Regions from separate parts of the Mus musculus genome. Here regions 1, 2, 3 and 4 are each linked to region 5. The links are chromatin loops, found by intact Hi-C in ENCODE. Cell type or tissue: left cerebral cortex. All regions are shown on one strand.

Region 1 (5,000 bases), 590 kb after region 5:
CCTCAAGATTATAGTGAGATGTTTCAGAGGCAAAGCTAAATATATGTCTTGGGCTTTCTTCAATAACATCTAAGGCCTATAGCAGAGTGCTCTAGTTTTGCTGTTCTACTGCCACCAAAGGTAATGCCTTGATTTAGGACTCTTTCATTTTGTAACTATAAAATGGTTGTTTGACCACGCCTGCATTGGAAACCTGTTTGAGGTAGCCAAATTTCTGTTCCTTGGCCAGGATCACTTATGACCAAGAAGTTCCTCTTGGGGTAAGGTATGGTGCTTGCATACATAGCTGCTTATGATGTAAGCTGGGTTTGCTGAATTAAACAAAGGAAGCAGATTCTTCAATGGAGATTAAAAACCCCTCATTAGCATGGAAGTGAATGGGAGGCTGATGGAAACAATCACTACTTCTTGAAATAACCAAAACCCTTGACCGCCCACATTTTTCTTTCTGTCTTGCTGGCTTGTCTATGTGGTAAATAATTAACTTCTTGATTTGTAAAGAGGCTGACATTTGGAAAGATTTTGCAAATGGTATTGTCCCTCTCCAGTCTTCTCCATGTTCATATTCTAGTTTGGTTCTGATACTCAGTTGCATGGGGACTGTGTGGCCTGCATTAATCATTTCCATATGGTATAGAGAAAGCAGTATAGGATAACCTGTGAGTACAGAAACCCTCCTCATTTGCCTACGTATAATTGGTAGGTGGAGTGGGTGGTATGCCCCACCATTAACCATCCTGAACTTAGTTTATTTAGCTCTATGGGACAGGTTCTTCTTAATTTAAAGTCAACAATACACAATTTTAGCTGGCTGTGGCGGCTTACATAGGGAGTGTCAAACTGAGTGGGACTACATGAAACCTGTTCTCAGTCAGTCAAGGAAAGAAAAAAAGGAGAGAACTAGAAAAAGAAGAAAAATCAAAAACAAGAAGAGGAAAGAAGGAAAGGGAAGAGAGAGGGAAGGAGGGAGGGGAATAGAGAGGGGAAAATAAAAGTCTTTTCTTCCATTGTCTTAGCCTATGTCCCTGGGTCCAAAACAAAAAAAAAAAAAAATGAAAAAGATGTATTGATAAAATTGATGCACTTCAATTCATAGGTCTTACATGGCATAGAATCTCCATAAAGAATGTTAAGTCCAAAGAAATGTGGTAGGGAAGGAACATCTGGTGAGAGGGTGTGTGTACTCTGGTAATAATTGCCATGATGTGGCACACTTAGCAGGGCTGTGGGTTCAGAGTCTTCTCTGCCTCTCTGTATCTTCAGAGACAAGGATGTCTCTCCCCTCTGAGTATAGGCAGACATCTCTTCTATGTCTTTGCCCTGCCATGAGGGAGAAGACAGAAAATTAGAGACTCTACTTCTACACCTGCCTCACGTGACTTATGCTTAGATTCCCAATACACCGAGGCCCATATTTGCAGCTAGTGCTAGGGTATTTTTGAACTGCATCAAGAATAAGTCTCAGTTTCTAGTAATAGAAAAGTTATCAAACATAATGTGATATAGAATCAATTTTTTTTCCTAAAGTAATATCCTTAGAATAAATTAAAAAAAAAATTTTTTTAAATGTATAGTACTCAAGTTCTTATCAGGAATACCTGCTTCCTGGTAGATGAGTGATAAAACTGTAAGAAAATAGGTATGTGCATAGAGAATGACTCAGTAGCCTCATTTCTGTCTCAGTGGTAAACACGTGAACCAAAAGTAACTTTGGGGAGGGAGAGTACATGGGAAAAGCACACATGTTCACACACAACCAATGAGCAGTGTAACAAGTTCTTACACATGGAAGTACATACACATGGAAGTGTAGCTCAGTGGTGGTACACTTGCATTGAATGTTAGAGTCTGTGGCTTCCAGCAAAAAAGATGTGTTTAAGTAACATCTGAAAGTATCTAGTATAGTGTTTGACACCCTGTACTCAATAAGTAATAATATCTTTCAATGTTCCCAAACGTGTTTCTGCCATCACACGGAAAGGGAGATATTTATGTAATTCTTACCATTCATCACGTCTCACTAAGAGCCACTGTGCGGCATCCTAAAGTGGGACTGATAATTAAGGCTGGATTTTTCTCAAAGCCCATTTTACACAGGCAAAGCACTATAGTTTATCTATTTTTAGCTAAAAGAGGAACTTACACTCTATTGCTCCCTGTCTTCAAAATCCCTGGCAAATGGAAGCATAGCTCTTTCACTTTGTGCCATGAAGTGCTTGTAATTTAATAAAATGGAATTTGAAATTCTCTTCAAAATTGGAAACTACCCAGCAAAGGGAGAAGTGAAGTGGATCCTAGGTAGTTCACATTACCAACTTTATTTTGTTTCTGAACAGAATAAATTTAATGGACACACACTTTAAGGCTCTGAGCTAAATCATCACAGAAATACATCATGAGAGGTGTGCCTGCCTGTTAATGGCTCTGCAGCCACTGCCTTAAAAGACTATGTAAGACTCACTTGAGGCAGCTACGGAATCCTGGCTCTGTTTTGTACTGAAGTCAGAGACTCTGGAAGGAAACCAGAAATCTCATTGTTAGTAAGCCAAGGATTCTTGCCTACATTGAAGTTGCTCGGCCATATTCATGTAATGCCTTAGCCCTGTAGGAACAGATGGGAGCCAAGGGAGGGGGTGAGCTCCCACAAGTGCCAGGAGCAGAATACAGCTTGCTTTATGGTTTTCTTTCCCCTTATCCAGACAGATCGCTTTCACACCTACAATTCTACTACAGTTGCATGGCTTTTTTTTTTCTGATTATTTTTTTTTATTCATGTTACATCCCATTCATGGGAGAGCATGGCTTTTGTAGTTGGCATGATTTCTTCTCCCACTGTCCCAAGACTAAACCTACATGTAGATATAGGGAACCTGAAAGATGACACTTCCACAATATACATGCAAGGCACACACACACACAGAGAGAGAGAGAGAGAGAGAGAGAGAGAGAGAGAGACAGGGACAGGGACAGAGACAGAGAGACAGACATACACACACAGAGAGACACATATGCTCTCTCATTCTTTCTAACACACACACACAAACACACACACACACACACACTTTCTCTTGATTTTCCCTTTCGGAATGGCCAATATACAGTAGCTCAAGTCTGTTCCCTAAGCTTTGTTTGCTATGAATTTATGTGGGAAACTGAAACTCTCATTCACCACCTGTGAGTCAAGGCTGAATCCAGAGGCTGCCAGTCTTTAGCTTTGCAAACCGCATTTATTTATCTGAACAAGAGGAGCCTGTGGTGGTCTGAGTGAGAAGTCCCTCATTGAGTAGCAGCCATTTAAATACTTGGTCCTTAGCTGTTGACTTTTTGAGGAGAATTAGGAGGTGTGGCCTAGCTGGGGAAATGGTATCACTGGATGGAGTAGGCTTTGAGGATTTAAAAACCATGTTGCTATTTCTAGTAAGATCCCTTTCTCTCCCTCTCCCTCTCCCTCTCCCTCCCCCTCTCCCTCTCCCTCTCCCTCCCCCTTCCCCTCCCCTCCCCCTCTCCCTCTCCCTCCCCCTCTCCCTCTCCCTCTCCCTCCCCCTCCCCCCCTTCCCCTCCCCTCCCCCTCCCCCTCCCCCTCCCCCTCCCCCTTCCCCTCTCCCACTCCCTCTCCCTCTCCCTCTCCCTCTTTCTCCTCTTCCCCCTCCCCCATCTGTGTTTCTTGTTTGTGGTCTGATAAGGGAGCTCTCAGCCTCCAGCTCTAGCTCCTGTGTCTGCTGCTTGCTATCTATAACATTACAGGCCATAACCCTCTAGAATTATAAGCCCCCAAATGCATTCTTTCTTCTATAAATTGCCTTGGTCATGGAGATTTATCACATTTTTATATACTTAGAAAAGTAATTAATACATTGAAGAATATGAGAGTAATGGTCGTAAGATTAAGAGCTGCAATCTACTCCCCATGAGAACCAGTCTATGGTCTCCACATCATTATCCCTGCTTAATTAACATGGAAGTGCCAAGGCTCCGTTACCTAAAAGGCCTTGGTTTTCTAGGAAGCATGAATCCATGTGTATACCCACCCTCACTTCTCACTCCCTCTCTCCTATCCTCCATTCTTCCCACAAGGAATGCGGAGGCCCAGTGTGCAGATTGTGAAGAGGTTTCTGGACAGACAGCATTGCTTTGTAAACCTGTAGTATGAGTTCTAACATTGCTTGCCTGGGGCAGCCCCAGCGTGGGGGGTTTCTTCTTTCTTGTTGGTTCTTCTTGAGTCAGCGGAGGGGGAAGAGCATAGGCAGAGGGTAAGACTTTGTCTTACACGAAATTTAGGGTTTCTGTATAATAAAAAAGTTTACTTATCTAAGTCTACCTTACCATGCTATTGTAGCTGACCTGCCTTCTGTGATCCTCTGAGGCCTGAAACTGCAGTCTCTGGCACTTAGCACCTCATCCTAAAACAGCAGGAGATTGAGTAAAGGATTAATTGCTAGAGCCTTTTCCCTGTTGTTCAGATGCCTCTTGCTTGTTGGGCTAGGAGGAAGTTTGGAACAATAAACTTGTATTGAACCAGGAGAAGAGAATAACACTCGCAGAGGAAAAACTTTTACATAAGTGAATATGCATAATCTTACATAAATTCATATACAGATTCATGCATGCTCATTTATTCATTTACACATTTCCACTCAAACCCAAAGCTTACACACACATCCATACTGATATATGCATGCGGAGCAAAAGACCAAGCACTGGTGCAGAAAGAACTCACTCATTCTGGATGAAAAATGAGCTCCAATCTTTATTACATAGAGAAAGAAAAGACTTCTACATTTTTAATACTAAATGAATTAAACCCATGTTTGTAAGAAAAAAAGCTTTGTTTCTGTTAATAAGACTAAACCTGCCTTGTCCTTACCATGGGACCTATTCTGTCCCATGGTAAGGAGAAGCCTGCCTGCTCCTTTGGCTCTCTGCGACATCTTCTTTTTCCCCTCTTTCCTTCTGCATTCTGCACATCGCCTACAATTTCTAAGTTATTCCATGATGCATTC
Region 2 (5,000 bases), 180 kb before region 5:
GTCCTATGTTTGTGTCTCTTGTTTATATCAGGAGGCCACACAGATTTATTAACTGTGGCTATTTTTGGTTTGTGTAGGCTCACCTTGTGATGTGGACCCAGAAGCAAAGCAATGAAATGAAGTGAAACTCTGCTGTCTCAGAACTTATCCCCAGTGTTAATAACAAATCATTGAATAAAGACATTTAAATGTCACGTGATTTGAGGAGACACATGCTGCTATCACAATCTCTATTTGGCTAGGAATCTCTACTGCTGAGACCTGTACTGCTGAGTCATGGAATGAGACCCTATATTGCTGAGTCATGGAATGAAACCTCATACTGCTGAGGCATGGAATGAGACCCTGGCTTTTAAGCAACTCACTGCACTATTAAAGGAAGCTTCCAGAGCCCACAAAGTTTAGAAAAAGTCATTTTTTAACATAATATATTACCTGTTTTCCTTCTCCACCCCATGCCCCTAGCAGCAGATCTTTGTTTAAAAGGAGTCATTATTGGATTAAGCACATGGGCACACCAGCCATTCATGTGATGTCTTATCTTTAGAGCTTCATTTCTAGTGTTTAAAACCCAGTTCATTTATTTCAAAAACTTAAAACAATTATATATATTTTATATATATATGAAATCTAACTCCATTTTTACATAACCACAAGTTATTTATTTCTTGATTTCACTAGGTGGAATAAATGGTTTCTTTTGGAAGATGAAGTTAATACTAACAGGCTTAGTGAAGAGAGTGTTCACAGACTTTGCAGGTCTGCTGTTAACATTGGTGTGTTCTCAGCCGTGATTATTCTCTGCTTCCCTGTCTCTACTTCACCACGGTCAGACTATGCCATAAAACTATGGGGATCAAGAAAGCAAAGGCAGAAGATTTAGGGGTGAAGCATGTCACCTCTCCACGGGAAGAGATGTAAAACCTATACAGATTTTGATATTTTGTTATTTTATGTGTATGAATGTTTTGTCTGCAGGTGTTTGTCTATCTCGTGCCTGCTTGGTGTCTACAGGGGCTGGAAAAGAGTGTTAAAATCCCCAGGGTCTGGAGTTACAGAAAGTTGTGAGCCAATGTGTGGGTTCTGGGAATTGAATCTAAGGCCTCTACAAGAACAGCAAGTGCTCTTAAAACCTGAGACAACACTCTAGACCAAAATTTATATATATTTTTTAGAAGAGGAAATTATAACTCTAACCTCAATCCCAAAAGACGAAGAAATATAATCATCATGGGCACATGAGCAATGTCAGAGTGTCCTTCGGGGTGACTATGTTGACTGTATAATAGAGACTTTATAAATCGTAGTTTTCGGCACATGGCGTATTCCGTATGCTGTGCTTTACTGAGGTTTTATGCAATTCTGCATGAGAGTGTAGAAGGTAGAAAAAGAAACATTGCTTGCTTCAATCTGAGTCTCTAAGGGATCTGGAGATACAGCATAAAGTCTGCTTTGAGGAATGAGGACAAAAGCAAACACACACCATCCTAATGTATTATTTATTCAGCCTCATGGTAAAAATGAGACTGGATACTCTCATGACTGTGGGCATGTGCGCTGGAGCAGAGAGTCTGAAAGGGAACGTCTAGGCTATTTTTACATCTAGAAGAGACAGCATTAAGCAGAGCTTTGATTAGTTGTTCCTGAAGTCAGAGCTCTGTGTTTCTCAAATACTGAAGGTGCTCTCTGTTCTGTGCAGAAGCCTGAGGGGGCCCAGAGTCTCTCTACATACAGTGCTGAATAACGAGGATCATGTGCACTCCAGCTTTAGTGTAAGGAACTGCGTGTATCACATGCTTTTTAGTACTATGCCTAGTATTTAAGTGCTTTATTGAACTTATCTTCATAAAGATAAAGTAAGTGTTATCACCTACTAGAAAAACAGAATAGCTGTGGTGGTACATGCTACGAAAACCCAACACATTGGAAGGTAGAGGCAGAAGGATGGCAAATTCAAGGCCAGTCTGGCTTATATAATGTTATCTTCTGTCAAGAAACCAAGGGGGCCAAGGTTGTGAATTATTACCAACACACTTACTTAGCCTGTAAAACGTCTTGGTTTAAACTCCCAACACTGTAAAACAAAGCAAAACCCTGTGAGGATAAAATATAAATACAGTGAGTATTTTATTTAAGGCTAGAAGGAGGCAGAATTCATATTTAACTTACTTTTTGGAACAGTTCCTGTGAGAACCGTGTTAGGACTCATTTACTTTTTTTTAACTTACTGACTTAAAAACTCACAGTAGGCACAGGCAGCCCAAATGTCTTGGAGAGTAGTAAGCCTGTCATACAAACACATGATTCTTATGGGAATGGGTGATTTGGTTGAAAATTCCTCAAGTAGGTAGACCCTAACCGTCCAGCGTTGCAGCATGGGATGTGCACGTGTGCTTTCTTAGAATGAGTAAAGAATGGGTGTTGGGGAGTAAGCTCATCTTCACTGGATGGAAAGTCAACAAGCATTGTCTTCATCAGACACGTGACTAAGGACAGCATAAACATTGACAATACTATTGCTACTTCCAGTAATGTATGGGGATTTAAAAAATGACCTCTGTGACTTCCCTCTTCAAACCCCATAGCCCCAGTCTAAATGCATACAGGAATTATTTGAAAATTTTATTCTGTGATATTTACCTCTCTTATTTGTTTATTCATTATGTATTTGTAACAGCAAAGACTCATGGATATTAATAAGTTGGGTTAGTCTTTTTCTGTCAGCTCTTGTATCCCTTTCACACAGCACTATCAAAGCAATGTTGTTTCTTGGTATTTTACTTGCTTTCTGGTGGTAAAAACAATGGTAATCACTCTCTGTTTCAATGTAATCTGCTATTTTCATGATAGTGTTGCTACTATTCACGATATCTGTCCTCACTTTGAGGAAAGTAGATGCACATTTTAGGCGAATAACGTCCTATAAAATACCTGACCAATATTCTTCCAAGAGGAGAAGCTTGTGACAAACCAGGAAACTTGGAAATGTTGTCACAGCCAAGACCAGCCTAGAGAGGCATGAGATGTGAATGTAGTATGCCATCTTAGACGTAAGCCAAGGTAATCTGAATAAAGGATGGAGGGCAGCTAATTGTAAGGTACTAATATTGGTGTGTTAGTCTGTTAATGTAAGTTACTAGCAACAAAAAAAAAAAACTGAGTGTGTGTGTGTGTATATGTGTGTGTGTATGGAAATTATCTTTACTTTCTATCTATGCATCTAAAACTGTATATAAAAATCTCTATGTGAAAAAAAACATTCTAATGCTCATATTTTAAAACTGCTTTCTAAATACTACTACTCTGAACCTGGGCGAGCAAAGCTTCCCTTGGCAGTGGTTAAAGCCGAGACTCCTAGCTGGGCAGAGACCCGAGACTACGTATCTATGAGTGCTCAGCCACAGATAAGACATCTATACCAATTTGCCTCCCACAAGTCTTAGGGGGCATGAGGAAAGGGGTGTCAGGGTGTTTGAAAACAGGGGGGATTGTGGTAAATTGCCATACCCTAGGTCCTAGAACTCGTCACCCACAGCAGTCTTGCTTTCCTGTGTTAGACCTGCACTAAATCTAGCCAGTTAAAATTCTGGTACAAATGGAGGAGGGTGGTCATGAACCATCATCCTGATGTAAAGACCTACTTGCAGTTGATGGCTGCTGCAGGAGGAGGAGTCACTTTTCCTTAGATGTGTGGTCAATGGTAGGTTGTCCATGTGCCAGGCAATGGTTCCACACTGATGTGCAAAGTGGCAACAGTTACTGGGCTCAGTGAGTTATTAAAAGGTAAAGAAAGAGGCTGTGATGTTAGGGGGACCTGTTAGTGGGATGTCTGGGAAAGTTAGAGGAAGTATTGGGTGAGGGCATTGTGCCGCAGACCCTCTGGGTCCCTGTGTATGCGTGGAACGGGGTCTCTCGACGCGGGTGGGCAAAGCGTGGATGAATGACAGACAGACGCACACAGGAGAGTTTGTGTGGAATCTGAATGTAATTTTTCAAATAGAACATCAGACTTTTTATGCAGAAGAAAACAAGGTAGTTGGGTGACATACCCGCAAGGTACAAATGAGGTAACCGGATGCTTAATGACTCTTACACAGAACAGAGGAATGCAAACACAAAGACTGGCAGGAACTGGGCAATAAAATAACTGAGACAGAGTCAGCCCTATCTAAGGTCAGCTATAGTCTTAGAAGCCAGGTGTGAGAACTTTTCACTCCTAGGGCAAGGGCTTTCACACCCAAGTCATGGTTCTAACTAGGGAGTTCTGTTCTAGTTAACCATCTCATGAATAATGCAATACTCTAAAACCACAGCCTGATCTACTTCCTAAACCATTGTAAATTCCTGTATATGGGTGTAACTCAGCTATAATTCTAAATATCTATTCTGGTTTCTCCTACGGTCAGAAACTTCTTTCTTCCTTAGTGATGGTAAATTCCTGTGAAGGGCAGTGACCTAACTTTTACTCAAAGAGATAGTGTAATACCAGGGGCAGTACTGAATTCCAAGCCCAAGGTCTTGCTAAGGACGAACTAGGACTGTTGGAACACTGGCGGATGGCTTTAGCTATGTCAGAATTCAATCTTAAAAGGCACTTATGATAGGAAAATATTGAAAGATAGCACGTGGATCCATACACTAGACTAACGCCAGAATGGAACTCGGGAATGAAAAATTACTGTATGGGTAGGGAACGCTAGACTCCAGGAGGAGAGCTTCCTTGAAACTCTTTTGCCTCATAAGTGACTTTTAAGCCTCTCGGCTTGTCCAGTTGACTCGGCCAGAGAGCGTAGCAGCATTGTATGAGTCAAGGTGCTCTAGAGAAACAGAAGTGATAGAATGAATCTCTCTCCCTCTTTTGCTCTAATGGATAATGTATAATATATACATATACAGGCCATGGTCTGGCTAGTCCAACAATGCTAGGAAGTGTGTTCAGGGCACAAAGCTGAATGGCTCAGCTGATCTACAGTCAGTGCTGGAATCCCAAAGAAGTTAAG
Region 3 (5,000 bases), 90 kb before region 5:
AAACAAACTACATATCAGCCACCATGTCTAGGGTATTGTATTCTGAGTGAGACTCAACTGGAGAAGACCTCCCTAATGTCAGGAACTATGCTTATATTGGCTGTCCTGTGAGCCCACACCAGACCTTTAAGAATTAGTGTATACACCAGGCTTAATTTTCACCTATTTGCAAGTCAAGTTGCTGAGCTCTTCATCTATGGTTTTCTAGAGGTGAGATAATTTTTATGTCTCAGACTACTTGCTTAAGTTGGTCACTCTTATAATTCTGTTCATTTCCCTCATGACCTCTAGGCTCTATTGACACGGGGAAAGCATGCTACAGAGTCTGATAGAGATTTCTTTGTTTCCTCTCTTCCTTCCTTCCTTCCTTCCTTCCTTCCTTCCTTCCTTCCTTCCTTCCTTCCTTCCTTCCTTCCTTCCTTCTGTCTCTCTCTCTGTCTCTGTCTCTTTCTCTCTCCCTCTTCCCCCCTCCATTCTGCACCTTCTGCAGAGAGCCTTACAATGTCTGATAGGGATTGGCTATCTACTTTGCTCTTTTATGCAAGCAAGGAGTTGAGGACCCTCTAGTTAAACAATCCTTTTCTTCTCAAGTTGATTCCTATAAATACAGTGTCCCACTGGGGGTGGGGTGGGGTGGGGGGAGCTCATAGTGATGCGGCAATGAGCATCGTGAAGTTGATTAACACTGAGCCATGTCATGTTTCTAGACAGTTGTACTCTTACACCAGTTACCTATGAAAAACCTGTCTGTGCTCAATTCCTCTCTTAGCATTGCTTATCATCATTAAAATATTGCCCAGCATGAGATGTAAAGATGGCATGCACACATGACATGAGTTTCCTTCTCCAACCGTCACATCGATATTGAGAATCTCTAAACCTTTAAGATACATTGGGTAAAGAAGCACCACTTTGCAGCAAGACCAATATCGTTTCTGAGAGGCTGTGTTAATTTTTCTAGCGAAACTTAGATAAATCAAGCTGGGTCCCTCCATCGCCCCAGCACTGCTCTCCAAGAACTTGTTTTCCCTTCTGCTTTTCACTGTGGATAAAGCCATATGTTTCCCTCACCAGATATTAGCCCCTGTAAAACCATGGTCCCAAATAAATCTCGTTTCATTATTACCCAGTCCCAGGGACTTTGCTATAATGAGCAGGATGTAGACTAATAGGTATAACTGTGTTGAAATGGAATTTCTCTGCTCTTTTGGGGCAAGATTTTACTTTTATGAAATAGACCATTCTTTCTATTTATTTGGATTTACTGTTGTTCTTTGTTTCCCTGATTATCCAGTATCAATGGACATCACTGTAGCAGATACCGCAGGGGACTGTCATCAATTTCAAGTTCTGAAAAATCATGGTTTACAAAGATAAGAAAAACATTACAAACCAAATCCATCTAATAAAACCAGATTGAGTATACCCCAAGGTCTCCTTAGGCACGGCTCCTGGATCAAGTATGTGCGGTCCCTAGATTATTAGACTACAGCTTTCTGTGCCATTGCCTCCCTGCCCTGACCCTTTTGTTATGTTTTTGAGACAAGGTGTCATTATATAGCCTTGGCTGTCTTCAAACTCACTGTGTAGACTAGTCTGGCTTTTAAACTCACAGAGATCTGCCTGCTTCAGCCTTCCAAGTGCTGAGATTAAAGGTGTGTACCACCAAGCCTGGCCAGCTTCTCTCTTAAAGACCCTAAACTTGAGCTAATTGCAAGCAAATATGTTTCTGGCTGTGAGGTTTATATGCGGTTAAAGAGACCATTTTATTTCTGTCCTATCATCATTGAGAACCCACTGAGCATCCTTCCTCCCATCTGACTTTATAACCCACTTATGGTTGGTTTTTACTCTGACTTGGCTTCCGTCATTTCTAAGACAAGGCTGAGGTAGTTTTAAATAACTCAACCCACATTTTCTTTCTTTCTTTTTAGCAATGTTTTTACTAATCCTTTGAGAATTTCATACAATATATCTGGAGCATAGTCATGCCCCAGCCTCCTCCCACAATCACCCTCTCCATCCTCACATTCCTTCCCACCCGACTTTGAGACTTGTTTCCCCTATAAAGTCCAGTTTTTGTGACCCAGATAGTCTGTATATTGGGGCCTGGCCTGGGGTCATCCTGTCAGGGTTACATCATTAAAGAAATCTGACTCTTTCACAGCCGCTATCAAATGCCAATGTCTTCTCAGTCAATGATGAGATTCCAAGCCTACTTTCACCATCTGTGTTCAGACTTGTCTGGCTGCAGCCTACAAAGATCTAGTACATGCTAACACACTCCCTGAGTTCATACATGCAACTGCTTTGTTGTGTCTAGAAAACATTGTTTCCTTGATGATTTTAACCAGCTCTGGATCTTACAATCTTTCTTCCCCTCTTCCTTGAAAAGAATCTGAGCTGTGGAGAAGGATATGATATTTATATTCCATTCAGGGCTGAATACTCACAGCTTCTTATTCTCTTCATGTTAACTACTTCATATGTATGTGTGTATGTGTGTTATGTATGGTGTATATGTGTGTTTGTGTGTATAATGTGTATGCAAGATATAAGTGTGTTTGTGGGTGTATATAATATGTATGGGTGTGTGTCCATGTGTGTATATGTGTATATGTATGGTGTGTGTGACAGTGTGTGTAAATGTGTATGCAAATGTGTGTGAGTGTGTGTGTCTGTGTATGTATGTATGTATATACGTGCCTGTGTGGTATGTGTGTGTGTGTTTGCATGTGTGTATATGTGCGTGTGATGTAAGTGTGCTTGTGTGTGTAATATGTATGGCTGTGTATATGTGTATGAGTGTGTAACTGTTTGTGTATATGTGTGTTGTATGGTGTGTGTGTGTGTGAGAGAGAGAGAGAGAGAGAGAGTATGTGTGTGCATGTGTGTTGGGAGGAGACTTTATATTAGCAGACACAGCAAGAAAAACTCCTCTGGTGAGTCACTGTACACTTCCGGTGTCTTTCCTTTGGATGCTCATAGGCAGCTGTGAGATAGAAGGATACTTCTTATAAGCAACATTCATGTGGCATTAAATGCTCAGAACTACTTCTACATATTTTTATATCTCATTAATAAAATTAGTGGGAAAGTGAGCCTAAGAAAGAGAAAGGCACTCACTAGGCTGTTGCTAGGTTCTCACTAATGGATGAAGTCTGTAGACATATTTATTCTTACTTTTTAATTCTTGCTATGTTTTGAGAAATGATTCTAATTCATTTTTTGTACTATTTATACTCAGATTACATTACATTTTTATATGGTACATGGTCTTAAAAGTATACAAACAACATATGATAGACAGTAATAACTAATAATGGTGAATTTAAAAGAATAATAAATTCATTGTGATATTAGTTACAGTATATATTTAGATTATGCCAAGTATAAAATACACACTAATGAGAAATATTTTCTAGGTTTATTTTCTTTTAAAATGTGCACATTCCAGAAATTTCCAGTCAAAAGTTAGCTCATCTTCTTTTTTCAGTGAATACCACTTTGATGATTTAAATTTCTACTTTCTAAATTAAGAACCATTTTACAAATATAACGGGAACTAAGGAACATAACACATTCTGTGTGGGTGATTTCATATTTCTTTTTCTTTTTTGCATTGAAATTATTAATGAAATGTTAAGCTAATGCTTTCACATTCAAGTTCTTTAGAGGTTTATTTTTAAATGAGAAGGTGGGAAGAACAGAGCCTGCACATAGCTATCCACCTCTGCAGCAAGGGCGCAGTGTGAAACCACAGCCACACAGCTATCAGGGTACCCTTTTAAAAAACTGTAGTCAGGAGAATAATTATATAACTAAAAATTCAAGTTTCATGAAAAGTTCTATGTCCAAAACACTTACATAAGACAATTGTTTTTCTTGTTTCCTTAAAAACTTCATATGACCATAGCTATCCACGGCATAGTGGCAAAACCTGCCTGCACGTCTACCAACAGCCTCGCTAAGGATCCATCAGCATGAGTATCAGCTATTTTTCTGTTGCTGTGATGAAGTTACTGGCCAAAAGCAACGTATAGTAGATAGAATTTATTTTGCTTATGGTTCCAGAGGGAGAGTTTATAATATTGGGGTAGCATGGTGTGATGGCAGGAAATAAAAATTGGTTGACTACATTTCACGCACCCACAGGAAGCAGGAAGGTCAAGCAGGAAGCTGGGTGAGGCTGTAAACTCCCAGCATCCAACCCGAGTGAAGGGCTTCTCCCAGCAAAGCTGTACCTCCCAGGGGCTAGGTAACTTCCCCAAGCAGTGTCATCAGCAGGGGACCAACTGTTCAAACACTTGCACCTATAGGGAATGCTGTATATTCAAACCACACCACAGTATGGAACTGATTATTGTTAGGAGATCTTGTAAGAAAAAAGGCGAAGCTTGTGAGGTTAAACGTTCCTCCAGATTAACTCTCTCAGACCTAGAGCCCTTGAAACTATGTGAAACCGCTGTGAACATTTTGGTTTCATCCTTGGATTGTCTTAGAATTGTCTTAGTGAAACAAAGTTTGCAGTCACTTTGCAAAGTAAAGGTTGACTTGAGGCCACAGTTTGGGAGATGTGAGTCTGTGGCTGTGTGGCTTGTCCCCTCTGCACAGAACATCAAGTAGGAAGTGTAAGGTCTTTCAGAAGCTGTTCACTTGATACATGGGATGTGACAGACAGGTGAAGGGGGAGGGATGACTACTGTCCTGGTTTCCCTTCATGGCACATCCTGGAAGACTGAAATCTCTTCCTCTAGACTCCAACCTCTCACTATTTCTCCCTCGTTATAGTAGTTCCAGAGGCTGAATGCCAAGCATATATCTTGGGACTTATTTAATTAACCTTACTGAGGATTAGGAATCATGGCTATCCACTGGAATCATAAACAAAAAATGCTACAAATAACAATATTTGTGGATTCCTATCTATAAAAGAGAAATAATTATAACTTACTGTGATATTGTGCAGTTCCATTTTCACAAGAGCTGCCTCTTTATAA
Region 4 (5,000 bases), 160 kb before region 5:
GTAGGGTAAACAAAAATACTTCTGTTCTTTAAAAAGATAGAAATGAAAGGACTTCAAATGGTATTCGGCTATACTCATAGGCTTAGTGCCTTACTGAGCCATGGTCAGATGAGCTTCACCTTACAGCAGATGGGAACAAATGCAGAGACCCACAGCCAGACATCATGCAGAGAGACAAAAACCTTGGAATACAAGGCTCTAAATGTGATATCCCCATCAAATCCCTGCCCTTCAATCTCAGAAAACCCTTAAGAAGAGAAATCAGAAAGAGTATAAGAGCCAGAGTGGAGGGAGGATATTAGGAGAGCAAGACTCTAAGTCAACTAAGCAAAGGTCATATGGTCTCATAGAGACTGAAGCAGCAAGCACAGGTCTACATGGGTCTACACTAGGTTCTCTCTCTCTCTCTCTCTCTCTCTCTCTCTCTCTCTCTCTCTGTATGGGACTCGGGAATGTGTGACTGAGTGGGTATCTGTTTATTCTGCCTTTTCTTGGGGCTCTTCTCCTTCTTTTTGTTTGCCTTGTCAAACTTGAGTGTGACGGCCTTTGATTCATCTTCTTATATTTTGTTTTGTTATGTTGTTTTTTTTTAATGTCTTAGAAGTCTTTACTTTTTATGGTGAGAGATTTTTGAAAGGGAATGGATTGGATTGGAGAGTGTGGGGGACTGGGAGGAGTAGGGAGAAGAGACACTAATTAGGATATATTATATTAAAGAAAAAATTCTATTCTCAGTAAAAGGAAATAAATGCAAAAATAAATGTTCAAGGCTCAATTCTCATTTGAGGCAAAAAGATATCTCTAAGATTTATTCCTTTGTTATATGTATGAACTTTCTATCTGCATGTGTGTATGTGTAACACCTGTGTCTAGTGCCCATGGAAATCAGAAGAGGGTGACATATTTCTTGGAACTGGAGTAACGGGTAGTTTTGAGCCAACATCTTGGTGCAAGGAACTAGACCTGACTCTTTGTCAAGAACAAGTGCTCTTAACAACCGAGACACCTCCTTAGTGGAATCTTTTAACTGAGTTTCTCTAACATTTAAAAACAAGCTATGTACTTTCAATATAAAATGGCACATGGCAAACAAACATTTTCATTTGGAGTGGGAATGAATAGGGCCACAGGAAGGAACAATCAGATGAAAGCTAGACTGAAACTCAGCAGGCAAACCTTGAATCATGCAGGTCCATGACCATCTTGATGAATCATATGGGTCTCCAAAGGGCTCCTGTAGATTCATCCATTAAGCTTTTCTGTAAGCAGCATATACAGCCCCTTTCTTGGGTCAGCTCTAATCCTACAGCCCCTTTCTTGGGTCAGCTCTAATCCATGTCTGCTTGTTTCCTTGATAAACTTCACATGACCCTAGTAACTATAACTTCCTGGAGTTTCCATTGCAACGTGGGCTTTATCTTCTCAACTTCAAACAGGCAGGACTTCTACTCTATCATCATTGCCTAGCTTCAGTTATTCTCTGAAACCCTGGGAGAGAGAGAGAGAGAGAAGACACAAGAAACAGATACCCACTCAGTCACACATTCACGAGTCCCATACATAGATAAAAAAATAGATAGATAGATAGATAGAGATAGATAGATAGATAGATAGATAGAACCTAGTGTAGACCCATGTAGGCCCTGTGCTTGCTGCTTCAGAGAGAAAGAGAGAGAGAGACAGAGACAGAGAGAGAGACAGAGACAGAGAGAGAGACAGAGACAGAGACAGAGAGAAAGACAGAGAGAGAGTCAGAGAGAGAGACAGAGAGAGACAGAGACAGAGAGAGACACAGAGAGAGATACACAGAGAGAGACACAGAGAGAGAGATACACAGAGAGAGACACAGAGAGAGAGAGACACACACAGAGAGAGAATGCTTCATGATCCCAGTGCCTACTATACATCCCTGAATTCAGTTACTCTTTGAAAGCATGAGAGTGTGAGAGAGTGAGCCCTCCATGACCCATTTAATCTGGCATCTTTTATGCACACAAAGTCAGTTCTATGTGGATGATGCTGCCAAGTCCTGCTGCCAACTTGAGATGCAGTCTGGGCTCTTGGACCAGAGTTGCATGTTGCACAGTACTTCTAGGCTGGGGAACCCTGGGGATCACATCCCCTAGTGACAGACTTTCTCCAGCAAGGCATGCATACCTCCTAAGTCTTCTCAAAGGATGTCACTAAGTGAGGGACAAGTATTCAAATGCCAGAGACTATGGGGAACACCATATTTAAATCACCACAGAACAGAGAGGCCATGCATTGTAGTGTTTTAATATGACAATGTATAGGCATCTTCCTTTGTATAGTTTAGAGAAGGCATTAATGATAAAGCCCATATATACAGTTACGAAATATAGCACTCCAAAAAAGCAAGACTGATAAAGCTGGTTCGGTGATCATAATTGTCATATTCTGAATTAGCAACAAATTCCTGCCAAGGTTTCCAGCAAATAAAAATAACTTAAGCAAGCAAGCAAACAAACAAACAAACAAACGAAGTCAGACGTGGTGGCGCACACCTTTCATCCCAACACTCAGGATGCAGAGGCAGCCAGATCTCTGTGAGTTTGAAGCTAGCCTGGCCTTCAGAGAGAGTTTCAGGACAGCCAAGACTATACAGAAAGACAAAACAAACAAACAAACAAAACAAAGCAAACAAAAATAAATAAACAAAATAAAAAATAAACAGAAACAAAAGGAAACCAAACAACAGTAACAAGAAGAAGAAGAAGAAGAAGAAGAACAACAACAACAACAACAGCAGCAACAACAACAACAACAACAACAACAACAACAACAACAACAAAACACCACAATGAAACAAACCAAAAACCAAAAAACCTTGTTGCTGTATCCTTGGAATTTGGTTTATAGTTTTTAAACTGCAAAAAATAAACCACTTTATTTTGAAATGTAAACTGTTCTATGGCTTTAGGTCCAAATATTTACACCTTTGATGTGTACTAATTGTTCAATTTGGCATAGGAGAATAAATGTGTACTCCATCGCGCATGTACAGCCTAGTCACTGTCATTATTAAATACTGATAATACTGCAGTGGTTATCAGAAAAACAGTCTGTACATCCCATAAGTCTCCTTTAGGGGGCGGCACCACCCCGGGTGAAGTACAGCATTCTGCCATCCTTTCTTGCTTTTTAGGGATGCTGGAAGCTGGCAACATTTGTCCATTCTTTTGAGCATGCTGGGAACTATGAATACCCAACTGTTTACAGTAAACTGAAGATCAAGACCTTTCCTGGGACTGTAAAGAGAAATGACGTGTCCGTGCTCAAGTTTAATTACAGGCTTAGTTCAGAAGTGGAGTGGCGGGGTCAAGGTCATTGCCATGAAGTAATGAAGTGAATCGGTACCTCTCTGCGACTTGCTCAGGTACAGTGTCGATGCAGAGGTGTGTAGCTGCGTCGATGAGACACCCACTGCTCACACAGCTGATCAGCTGGCCCGAAAGACCTGGGAAATCATGGCAATACAAACAGGTGGGAGACCCTGCTTGTTATAAAAGCAGCACAACGCTCTGAAATTTCGGTAAAGGAAATGTGCGGAGGCTTGGGACCTGGCGTGAGGGCACGAATCAGTGTGCGGTAACGTCACACGTCCGGTTTCCACCTTTGCGACATTGAAAAGTAATTTTGCCTTACGGTTCTTGAAAGGATCAATAGGGTTATTATTTGGCCTGAGAGGAAGTGACACGTTGAGAAGTTGTCTTTGTGGTTACAATCTTTGTCCTCGTCTTTTCGTTTCCCCAACACACTGGCCCCGTGGGTAGCAAATGTAGGTTAGGTTGCTTTGCGTTCACAGCTTCATTACTGAGTCTATCACAGAGGAGAACACGTTAAGCACAACTTACCAGCTCAGCCACACTAGGCAAATCCCAGGGCCGTGCTTCAGAATTAATTAGAGGAACTGCAAAGTTATTAGCTGTTATAGTAACCAAGGCCAGGATGGATGTCCTAAAGGGCCCTGTAAGGCAAGAGGACACAGATTTTTCAGAAATTTCAGGAGCATTGAGACGGCACGTCAGGGCAGAGGCCAGCATCAACCTGAACTGTCTGGAATGGCTCCGTATAGATTGTGGACACCAGCCAGAAATTATGTTGGCTGCCATTAAAAGAGGCTAGCTTTGATAATAGGGGGTGGTGAGCAGAGCAGTTAGTGGAAAGGGTAGCAGAGGGAAGATGCGCTTGTGTGCTCACCTGGAAATGGTGCTGAGGCCTCGCCTCTGAGTTTGGTGACAAATTACCACGGGAAGCACCTGCTTAAAATGTCTCCTTCCGTTGTACAGATGCCTGATGTGCTGAGAGTTTGTTTTGCATGTAAATGCTTTGGAGGTTGGGAATGTGGTTCAATGGTGCAGTGCTTGCTTAGCATGCACGCCGCACTAGTCTCCACTCACTCCGCTGCCCTTTTACGATGCTTTTAAGATGGTACACGCCTGCAATCTCAGTATGTAGGAAGCGATGCAGGACAGTCAGAAATTAAGACCCTTCTCGGCTACAGCGTGAGTTTGAGGTTAGCCTGTGGTACAAGGGGATGCTGTACTAAAATAAAATAAGTGAATAAAGAAAGACATTTCTTCAGTTTGTTTTCCAATAACAAGGCTTAGGTCAAGGTTTTTTTTTTTTTAAAAAAGTTGCACAGGCATCAGAAATAGTGGGGGAGAATTTTAATGTACAGAATCAAGAGTCAGCTTGTACAACCACTCTGGAAATCAGTCTGGCGGTTCCTCAGAAAATTGGACATAGTACTACCGGAGGATCCCGCAGTTTCAGACTCTGATTCAGGAGCCCTCAGAAGACGGCCCTGGTCTTCTGGATCGTTTATAAGCTCTGAAAAGTCCTTGGGTGGCTTCAGTGTTTGTCCTGTCTGTCTGTCTGTCCGTCCGTCCTTCCATCCATCCATCCATCCATCCATCCATCCATCCATCCATCCACCCACCCACCCACCCACCCACCCACCCACCCACCCACCTATC
Region 5 (5,000 bases):
GGGGGCTCAGCTAAAAGGGTCCTCAATTTTGCTGCAAGGCCGGCAATGCTGTCCAGACATGGTGGACTACAACCATAGTAGAAAGGTGCAACACTACTGCACATTGTAGCTTGTAGAAAAGAGTTCTAAACTGCTTGTTAACACTGAATTTGTCCCATATGGTATGTGCATGTGAGCAGATAAGAAAACATTTCATGATTCCCCCAAAGATGTATAAGACAAGCTTTCAAGTTGTCACATGGAAGAAAATAGATATTTAAATAAAACCTTGCAGAGATCTATATCACATTTCATTGGGTTCAGATTTTTGAGCCCTTAGTACTCGACTAGTATCAGGATTTTTCTGATTGAGACATCCTCCCTTAATTGCCTCTCCATGCTAAAGAATCAGAAGCCGCACACAGCCTATGTCACTCTGAGATTCCAGTTTCCCATTACTCTCATCACGTGTCATATTTATGGACACCTGGCCTTCGAGGCCCTTCATAAGCAGGACTGCTTTCTCCGTGTTAAACTGGATGACACTAGCAAAGACAGCCATCTCAGGCGCTGGAAATACAGAAATAAAGGAAAGATTTACTTTTGAGACAATGATTTATTTTCATATTAAAACAAGGGACTTACTTTATTTGAGCAGTCCATTGGAGGAAACTACAAACAGGAGGGGGGGAGAAATTGTGCAACACACACACATACAGTTTTTAAAAATAAAGTGACAGATTTAAACAATTGAGAAATAATACAACTTGTAAGTGGATAAAAGTATGGTGGGAATATGTACATATATAAACATATGTATATAAGAAAATGAACTATGAACACTATGAAATACATATGGCTATTTAGTGAATTGTTAATGTTTCAAGTACTGAGATAGCAATGTGTGTTATGTATTAGTCTGCTCTACTTACATGTGGTTATTTATGGTTATTTCCTGCAGTAACTAGACCATGCATTATTAGTAAAATAGTACATATCTTTCTATATATGTAAAGATAATGCATATCTTTCTATAATATGTATCTTTCTATGCCTTTAAGATGAAAAACTTGAGACCATGCAGCTTTCACAAAGTCAAATAGGTAGTAACTGAAAGAGTCCCGACTGAATTTCGAGTCTTATTCTAAGACACGGGGCTTTCTCCACAGCACATTTCTAAGCATCTCTTTGAGGCTCTACCACCAGCTTTCTTTAGAGTCACTGGCATCCTTTAGTGCTTTCCCCCCTATGAAATGCTAAGCTATGACCCATTGGGATAGCTGAGACAATGCTCCAGGGTGTCTCCGTGTTTCTGCTTGTCCTGGGTGAACTGGCACTTCAGCTCTCTTTCCAAGGAGTAGTGTCAAATAAGCACCTTTGGAAAACAGAAGAGCTGGCCTTTTCTGAAGCGCTCAGCAGATTCACTTGCTGTTCTGTGTAATAAAGATAGTGTCTCTCTTCGGGACAAGTATCTCTTGGTCTTGGTTACAGCCAACGTCTGAAGATTTCCTAAGCACAGCTTGCCTGAGCGGAGGTGTGACGTTCACTATGTGTCACATCCACTGGCTTTCTCCTGCACCCTCCTCCTTGGTGCCTGGCACAGCAGGATGAAGTTTGTGGTCTGCTAAACCCTGTGCACAGTGATCTGTCTCTGACCTGACAGTGTTGTATCTTTCACAGGTTCCTACAAGATGTCAAGGCAATTTGTTAGGTTGCAAGTAAGAGGAAACCTCAGACTTCACAATTTCCGACATTCATTTCTCCATTCATGATCATTATTAGACTAATAGTTGTGCCTTTGATTGACACATTTCATCCAGTTGTTCTCAGACATACTTTGAGGTATTTGACCTTTGAACAGTCCTTTTCCTTTCTTTTTATTTTTCTCTCTTCATTATGCGTTCCTTTTGCTGCCAGGGTCTTTGTGTCTCTTAGCTTCTTTTCACCTTTCCCTGAATTTTAGCTCTAAAAATTATATCCATTGTTCACACCTTACGGTAAAATAAACGTGTTGCTGCCTCTCGTAGAGATATTTGCATTTTCAGTCTCAATTTTAGATTCAGACTTCATCTCTGAAAATAGCAATTTAAGAAGTTTTAATAAGGAAGTAGAAGGAAACTTATTTGTGCCAGAGATTAAAATTCATTCGTTTTACTTCTGAAATTAAAATTCTTGATGTTTTCCAGCTCTTTCTATAAGTCAAGAAAGTTTTGGATTGACTCCAGTTTTCAGTCTATACAACCCTACTGGAGAGTTTTACATCTATGGGGGTTTGACCAACTGCACTTCAAAATCATTTGAGGAAATTATCCTTGTACTGAATACGAACAGCATTTCTTCTGTCCCATTATTGTCCAAGCAGTGCAGTGGAGGAACTGCGCACTTTTTCTATACCATGTTAGCTATTGCACATCATCTACAGAAAATATAATGTATAGAAGTAGGGTTGTAACGTCTAGGTTCTATGCAGATACAAGGACATTTTAATGAGGAGTTTGAGCATCTGCAGACTTGGGTATCTGTTGCTGTCCTGGCTTCATCTCCCATGAATACTGAGCAATGGCTGTATTTTGTCACTTGGAAGTATGCTGAAAGCTTCGTTAGTTAAGCTAGGCCCAGGGTGCTACTATAATATAAACGTTTGAAATTCAGTAGGCTAGTGAAAGCACATTTCTTACTCATGTAGTTTGAGGCCAGCATGTGCTTGGCAGCAGGTGGACCCGCGTCTGAGGCTCCTTCCATTCACAGGGCAGAAGAGGGAGCCACAGCAAGGACACACATGTTACCAATCACCTGAGAGGATCGAGTGTGTTTCCTTTTCCTCATACTCTATTGGCTGAAGCTCATTCATCTACATGCTAAGGGCTCCAGCACAGAGAGCTCTGCCTCATGGCCAGATAGAAAGTAAAAACAAGTTGAATTGCACGCAGAGTTATCACTGCCTAGAATTTGTACTCTTTGTTCCAGAACAACTCAGTAGCGCCGGATATTTCTGACAAACGCTCATGAATAATTCACTTTGACACAGTGAGGGAAGGCCATATGCTGCTTGTATTTGTGGTTTCTTCGGCTTCAAATCAGTTGCTTCCTTTTCTGCAGTGAAAATAATAGTAGCTTACATTCTCGCACATAACCTTAAATTAAAACCTATTTTCACAAGCAAGATGTGTAGTATGATGCTATTATTGTAAATGGGGGCAAACAACCTCTATCAAGCAAACCATTAGAATACAGCAGCAGTCAATTCTTTGACAACAGAAATCACTGTTACTGTCTTATATATTTATATTTTTTTTCTGAAAAAAAATAGATTTACAATTAGGAAAGTAAAATATTTCTATTTCAAACAATAGAGACCAAGTCACCATAGAGCTGTTAGGCTATGCCGCTTTCACACTACTCATCTGGTGCTTAAGAAAGGCAAACATTGGTAGTGCTATACTCGCTTTGCAGAGAAGAGACCTGAGGCTCAGATTCAGTGTGAACTTGGCCAGTGGCATCCATCTAGAAGCAGTCAACCTAAGACCTAAACCTACACTACGTTCTTTCAAAGTCTGTTTAGCCCTGCAGCGCCACAATGACTTCAGGAGCCTAAGCAAACTAGCATGCTTTTGTATGTTCTAGTAGCTCTTGATTTCAACACAAAAAATTCACATACAAACTTCTTTAAGGAATTCTTCCATAGTTCCTATTATACAGACACCCATAATGGCTCTACATATTCACTTAAAAGAAAGTTCTGGGCGCCTTTAGGTGTTTTTAGGTGAAGGCTCTTTGACAAAGAACGTATAGCATAGCCTTTCCTCTGTATCTCCATCTGCTTGCATGGAGAGTGCTTAATGAGTCCTCAGTGCCTCCCCCCTGCATGACAAGGATGAGAGAAGTTGCCAGCCCATCCTGTCAGTTCCACATCAGATCCAGATGGCTCTGCACACTCCATTTTTAGTTCCTGTTTTGTTTTCACCTCTCAGGGTAAAAAAGAACAGCCTGTAACATTGCGATGGATAAATTTCTGCACTGTGACTATGTATGCAGAGCAGCAGGGCTGCCACTGTTCTCCAGGGCTAATTAGCCTCTTAATATCACAATCATCAGCATCGTCCACCTGCCTGCTACTGAGGAGAGGTACTCAGGGGTTTCTGGTAAGAATGAGAGAGGGGTTCAGCAGTGGGCGACAAAGTTGCAACTCCTGTGGAAAAGGCCAATGCACACACTGAAGGACACAGAGAAAGAAAATGCAACAAGAAGTAAGCCTTCCCAAGAGCTGGTGTTTGGAGTGGGCTGGTAACTAGTTATTACTGTTACCCAAATGGTGTGTTCCATCTGAAGCTGGTGACAGGTAAGGTTAGTGAAAAATAAGCATATTCAAAGCCTTCTTTTATAGCTCTCTCCTATAGAGTCCGGCCCCATCCCGCTCTCCCTTTAACCTTCCCTCAACACTGTTACATTACAGCAGGGGTTGGCAGAGTGGATGTTATTTTAGGTAGCAGGATAATTTTGGTCATCAGAGAGCTCTCTCTACTGTTCTAACAGCACTTCCTGGGAGCCTGCATATAATGTTCAAAAACAAGGAAATGAGAGAGCATCAGCTAAATCTCATTGAATGCTGGGGCCAACCCTACAGTTAAAGGGCAAGCTCTCCAGATCACTGTGTAAACATCTAAGTGTCACTGAGAGCAAGCGTAACATTTGTCACCTTCCCTGGAGGAGACACACCACTTCTGTCCCTATTCCAGCGTCTCAGACTGAAAATTGAATATATTCCAGAAAAATTGTTTTCAAGATGATTATTTGTTAAAAACCTTAAAAGAACCAAAATAGAGATTGCTTCATAAAGATAAAACAAAGTAATATAGACACACACAAGCTAGGAGTGTTTCAGATCTGTCACACTGGCCACTTGAAGTGTTATATGACACGATTCCTTAATAATTTGCAGGTCTGTTGTTACATAAGAATGCGAGATAACAAGGAGGTGCGATATGCCCTAATTTCTAGAAGAAAAATTTAAGGCAGATGTG

What was found. Peaks named below come from ENCODE experiments on the same cell type or tissue, not always from the same donor. Only the 100,000 strongest peaks of a DNase experiment are listed, where the experiment ranks them.
Region 1: a loop joins it to region 5, with 9 times the contacts of the local background. A loop is called at or near these places in 2 of 42 quality-filtered maps.
Region 2: a loop joins it to region 5, with 5 times the contacts of the local background. A loop is called at or near these places in 2 of 42 quality-filtered maps.
Region 3: it touches region 5 in a loop (5-fold over the local background); 4 of 42 quality-filtered maps call a loop at or near these places.
Region 4: a loop joins it to region 5, with 2.1 times the contacts of the local background. A loop is called at or near these places in 2 of 42 quality-filtered maps.

The regions. Positions count from the first base shown.
Region 1 is chr17:70,361,252-70,366,251 of GRCm38, forward strand. It overlaps a transcript of Dlgap1 not described here. Among named protein-coding and RNA genes, the nearest start is that of Dlgap1, 61 kb to the right of the region's middle. In left cerebral cortex, no CTCF peak of the experiment used is centred here; DNase peaks (open chromatin) are centred at 2,587 and 3,192; H3K27ac peaks cover 396 bases.
Region 2 is chr17:69,588,997-69,593,996 of GRCm38, forward strand. No RefSeq gene overlaps it. Among named protein-coding and RNA genes, the nearest start is that of A730049N16Rik, 120 kb to the left of the region's middle. In left cerebral cortex, no CTCF peak of the experiment used is centred here; a DNase peak (open chromatin) is centred at 2,197.
Region 3 is chr17:69,676,337-69,681,336 of GRCm38, forward strand. No RefSeq gene overlaps it. Among named protein-coding and RNA genes, the nearest start is that of A730049N16Rik, 200 kb to the left of the region's middle. In left cerebral cortex, no CTCF peak of the experiment used is centred here; DNase peaks (open chromatin) are centred at 2,005 and 3,798.
Region 4 is chr17:69,601,784-69,606,783 of GRCm38, forward strand. No RefSeq gene overlaps it. Among named protein-coding and RNA genes, the nearest start is that of A730049N16Rik, 130 kb to the left of the region's middle. In left cerebral cortex, a CTCF peak has its summit at 3,107 (motif pointing right); a DNase peak (open chromatin) is centred at 3,136.
Region 5 is chr17:69,766,325-69,771,324 of GRCm38, forward strand. No RefSeq gene overlaps it. Among named protein-coding and RNA genes, the nearest start is that of Gm36594, 160 kb to the right of the region's middle. In left cerebral cortex, no CTCF peak of the experiment used is centred here; DNase peaks (open chromatin) are centred at 1,503, 2,951 and 3,894; H3K27ac peaks cover 2,575 bases.